Linked DNA regions of Mus musculus: region 2 is linked to region 1. Evidence: chromatin loops called from intact Hi-C (ENCODE). Cell type or tissue: heart. All regions are shown on one strand.

Region 1 (2,500 bases):
CCTGCAATGCATCTTGGGATTCCTTCAGGTCGCTTTAGTGCCACCGATACTTAAAACGCAATTACAGTTCCAAACGTAGAAACTACAGTAGGAGCAGCTCTCTGGGCCAGCGAAGAGACAAGTCCTGTCCCCCAAACCCTAGACTTTCACACCCTCCTCCTGCCGGACTTCAAGCCCTATCAGTCCCCACTTCTGGGCCTCGTGGCACTGACTGGCCCAGGGCTGGCAGGGTCCCATACAGTTCCTATGCCTAGGGGTGAACCGCGTGCGGCCTTCCGCGGCGGGGCAATCGCCCCCGGGTCCCCTGGTCTCTGCTCCTCCTGGCCCAGGCGCCCCAAGCCAAGCAGCTCCCAGACTGGAGGCGCCCCACCCAGACCAGCCGGCGCCGCTGTCAGCGCCCCACGTGCGGGCCGGCCGGCCTCCCGTCCTCTCCACCCAGCCCACCGCGGAACTCCGGCCCCAGGCCGCCGCCCGTGCCTTGGGGATATCCAGCCCGGCAACTTACCCGAAGGGCCTCCCGCGCCGCTGCCTGCTCCGTGGTCGCCTCCGGCTGCGCCAGCTGGGGATAGCGGCGGCTGGGCCGGACCCCGCAGGAAGGACGGCACGAATTCAGCGGCGTGGACGTTGGGGACGAAAGGCTTGGCGTTGACGTTGAGTTGCCGGCTGAAAGCCGCGCTGAGGTTCTCACGCTGGGCCTCGGCCACCGCGGCCATGGAGCCGCTGCCGCTCCCGCCGCCGCCGCAAGGCCCGGGCCCGGGGGCCTCCATATCCGTCTGGTCCCAGCAGTCGGGCGCAGAGTCGCTGCTGCTGCTGCTCCCGCCGCCGCCGCCACCGCCGCCACCGCCGCTGCTAGGATCCATGATCGGGGGGGCCGTGTGTGTGGTGAAGAGAGGGCGGGAAATGGAGGCGGGGGCGGCCGACCGGGGAGGAGCAGGCCGCGCTGACCCGGGGAGGACGGCAAGACTGGGGAGCTGACAGTCAATGACTCACTCGCCGGCGTCCTGGGCAGCAGCTACAGTCCAGACAGTACACTCGAGACCAGGTCGACAGCGGCTCAACCCTCCTCGTGTGTGCGAAAGGATCTCCTCCCACCCAACCCCAACTACCGCCGCCGGCCTCACCGCCAACCCCACGTTTGGAGAGAATTGACCTCTCGCTACCACCCGTACCTTCGCCTCGGTAGTTCCCGTCTGTGTCCGCCCGCGTTTCCGCCTACGAAGCGCGGCCGATAGCTAAACTACAAGTCCCGACAGTACCCGCGAAGACCCGGTGCGGTTTTCTCGGGGGCTGACGGGAGTCGGAGTTCAGCGCTCAAGCGTCACCGGAAGCGGCTGGAACTCCCGGCAGGCAGCGCGAGGAGGCAGAAGTCTGGTGGCCCATCTGTCGCAGGGTGGGGGTAGGGGTAGGCTCTACTCGGCTAGGGCAAGACGGTGGGCCGAGCCCTTCCGCACGAGGCGACGATCCACCCTAGCCTGTGAGAACACCCGGTCCGCAGGCCTAACCTAGAGGAATTTTTTTTTCTTCTCCCTTTTCGGCGCCTTTTCTGTCTCCCAGTCTATATACCTTATTCTCTTTCTCTCCACCCGCAGCCAGAGTTTGCCCTACATTTCAAAGCCGGCGGGAGGCGTCTTTCCTTTTATGTATTCATTTTTGGAAGAGGCAGTAAAACCATGAGATGTTACAGCTGAAACTGCGTGTGGCTCATAAAGGTCCAAGGATGTCCGGCAAAAGGATCCTTAACTGGAAAATTTCAGTGACTCATGTTATGTTTGACTAGTCATTAAAAGCCCGCACCTAAAATGTTTTTTCGTCCTTTCATCCTCCCTGCCAGGAGATTTACAAATTAATCGGGATTGCCATATTTTTTAGTGTACCCAGCGGTACCTAATAGTGGCTATTTTGGTGCTTCCAGTTCCTTAGCTGCCATTAGGTAAAGTGCTGTTCTTTTGAAAGGCCGCATCTGTCAGCTATTCTTACAGTCCTTTAATAATGAGGGCATCTCACACTTTCAAGTTGCATTTTAGTAATTGTGGGGTAAGTGACAAGCAAGAAAAAATAAAATTCACCTTTATTTTTTACTGCACGAAGTAGGAATACCTGTTCTAAATACCTGTTAAATGCTCCTGTAATTCACCCATGGAGACCAAGACAAAGAAAAGTATACTCTTAATTTTACTTGCTCTGAAAAGAGTCTAGACAGAATGCAACTAACCTACTTGGAAATTACAGAGTAACATATTCAAAATGTTCAAACAACGAGTTTTTTTTTTTTTTAAATCTGGATCTAAGATATCTAAATTGGAATGCTGACTTTAAACATTTGTATAATAAAAAGTGAGAATTTGGCCTAACGAGAGAGGTAATAGACAAAGTTGTCAATAATTTTTTGTTTGTTTTGTTTTTGTTTTGTTGGGTTTTTTGGTTTTTCGAGACAGGGTTTCTCTGTATAGCCATGGCTGTCCTGGAACTCACTCTGTAGACCAGGTTGGCCTCGAACTCA
Region 2 (2,500 bases), 710 kb before region 1:
TAGGAGCTGGACAAGGCAATGTAGTATATTCCCTTTTCACAGATGAGGAAAACAAATTCCAGAGAAATGGATTCTCGAAGCTGCTGAGTCTCTGTCATTTCCTTTGGAGGTCAGACATGTTCTTGTTCTTTCATGACTTTTACATGGGAAACCATTAGCCTGATGCCAGTCTACATCTCTCTAATTCTTGGAAGCAATGCAAACCATTCACTCTATCAATATTCATCTAAAAACGTGCTATGTGCAAATCTTGTCCTGGGCCCTGGAGAGAACATTGGTCCCTGACTCAACTCTTTTCCTAGGACAGTCAATGGGCTGTCACAGGGGTTAAATAGCTATGAGATGTAGAAATGAATAAATGAGAGGGTGTGGGGCACAAAATCTTGCTTCCCACCGAGGTTCCCACTTCCAGTCTGGGAAGGAAGTCCAGGTGTATGTAACCTTTCATGGAGATCTTGGAGTTCTCTTTCTTTCTTACTGAATTAGTTGGGAAATGGCATGAGTTTTCAATAATGACCAGAGGAAACCTCTGAAAGTTCATCGTGGTTAGCTTTACAATGCTGCTCACATCTTTACAAAATGTTTTAAGACTAATGTGCAAAAGAAAAAGGTTGTAAGGACAAACCAGAATGTTACTGATTGGTTTTGTCAACAGAAGCAAATAAGGGTACCTGGGCTTGAATCCTGCGTCTGTCACACATAAAGTGCCTCTGTGACTCAGTTTCCTGAATTGTAAAATAAGGTTAATAACAGCATCTACTTCATATGGTTGTGAGAATTAAATAATTAATCACTTAGGATAATGACAAATGATAATGTACTACTCAATGCTTTTTATTTTTAATTCTTATTATTGCGATATTGAAGGTTGCATCCATAATGCATAAGCCACATTCCCACCCCTTTAAAAAATTTTTTTAAAGAGTTAGACCCATCAAAATGGCTCAGCTGTTAAGCAAAGATGCTGACAAGTCTGAAGATCCGACTTCAATTCTCAGATCTCAAATAGTGGAAGGCGAGAACTTGCTTTCCAAAGTTTTACAGACTCTAAGTGCGTGTGTGTGTGTGTGTGTGTGTGTGCGCGCGCGCGCGCGCGCACGCGCACGTAATACTTTTTAAGAGAACTAAACCTTGCCAAATTGCCAAGGGTGGTCTCCAATTTTAGCTGGGGTTTCGAGACACTCTTCTAATCACAAAGCTAACAATAAATAAGGTCAGATAGTCTTACTCCGATTTCAGCAAACCGTTTCCGCCCACCTTGACAGTGCCCAGCCTCTTCCTTCCTCTTGTCCCGCCTCCTCTGGACGGTCGCGCGAGTCATGCCGGTCCTTGTAGTCCGTTCGCAGAGTCCTGTCGTCAAGAGCCTCGCCGGAGAACTTCATTTCCCAGATTTCCTCGCGGCGGCGGCCGTAAAGCGCGGCGGTCGAACGGCCGGTTCCGGCTGAATGTCAGTGCGGGGCTTTGGGCTGGGGAGCAAGGTGCTTGGCAGTCTCTCCACCGCCCCCGCCGCCGCTGGCTGGGCTTGAGATGTCGCCGCGGACACCGGGCCGCTGGGCGGCTCGGACATGAAACCGTGAGGCAGGCGACAGGGCTGGTCTGCGGACATGTTTGGACGCTCACGGAGCTGGGTGGGCGGGGGCCACAGCAAGTCCTCCCGCAACATCCACTCCTTGGACCACCTGAAGTGAGTGTGCGGGGCGCGCGGCGGGAAGGCCGCGGGGCCGGGCGCGGACGCCCAGACGCGGGCTTGGCTTGCGGGGCTCGGAGGTGCGAGGAAGACAGGGGTGCCGCGGGAGGGTTGTATGTTGGTTATCCGCAAGGCTTTGGAGTCAGGGCACCTGGCTTCGAACCCTGACTCTTTCACTTCTGGCTCTGTGTGTGACCTTGGACAAGTCGCGTGATTTTTCAGTCTCCAGACACCTAACCTGAAAAGTAAGGGCATCGTTGAGTTTTCGTTTTGTGGGCTGGAGTTGTCTTGATGTCCCGGGGACAGACAGTGGCCACTGGGCTTCTTGGGGTAGCACTTCTTGGACTGCATAGTTACGAGGCCATTGACCCGGCCAGATCTGGATTCGATTTTAGTTAACAGTATGCATTTAGGCTTCAGTTTCCTTCACTGTAAAACGAATAGAGTGACAGTACCACTTTTTGTGGTTATTTTTAGGATTGGTTGGATAAGAGAATGAAGAAAACGCACAGAACATGTACAAGTGCTCTAAAAAGAACATTGATTAAAAGAACACAAGTATTTTCAGAAGGAATTCTAGAGGGATAGTCAGCAGTAGCACCTTTAGAGAAGACAGGAGGCTTACAGAGTCCTGGGGAAACAGGGAAGTACACAGAAGAGGCTAGCTTTGGAGTTAGACCTGTGTTCAAATCCTGACTTAATGACTGTAGCTTTGGGCATATTTTCTCTCTCTGTCCTTCCAATTTGCCATTACCAGCTGGGAACTGGGAACTGTACAAGAATTGGGTAATGTTGAGCATGTTAAGTGATTGA

What was found. Hi-C counts contacts between places; a loop is a spot of excess contacts. Peaks named below come from ENCODE experiments on the same cell type or tissue, not always from the same donor. Only the 100,000 strongest peaks of a DNase experiment are listed, where the experiment ranks them.
Region 2: it touches region 1 in a loop (7-fold over the local background); 5 of 42 quality-filtered maps call a loop at or near these places.

Annotation. Positions count from the first base shown.
Region 1 is chr16:11,253,138-11,255,637 of GRCm38, forward strand. Gspt1 (G1 to S phase transition 1) reads right to left here and starts at 1,188. Exons shown (of 15, transcript NM_146066.2): 1 at 506-1,188. The coding sequence starts at 860. It overlaps LOC115488671, which reads right to left and starts at 499. Exons shown (of 2, transcript XM_030249388.1): 1 at 1-499. It overlaps Mir1945 (microRNA 1945), which reads right to left and starts at 1,308; the gene lies at 1,231-1,308. In heart, a CTCF peak has its summit at 1,545; DNase peaks (open chromatin) are centred at 454 and 1,184; H3K4me3 peaks cover 2,026 bases; H3K27ac peaks cover 2,249 bases.
Region 2 is chr16:10,543,959-10,546,458 of GRCm38, forward strand. Clec16a (C-type lectin domain family 16, member A) reads left to right here and starts at 1,381. Exons shown (of 23, transcript NM_001204229.1): 1 at 1,381-1,684. The coding sequence starts at 1,605. In heart, no CTCF peak of the experiment used is centred here; a DNase peak (open chromatin) is centred at 1,433; H3K4me3 peaks cover 1,883 bases; H3K27ac peaks cover 1,077 bases.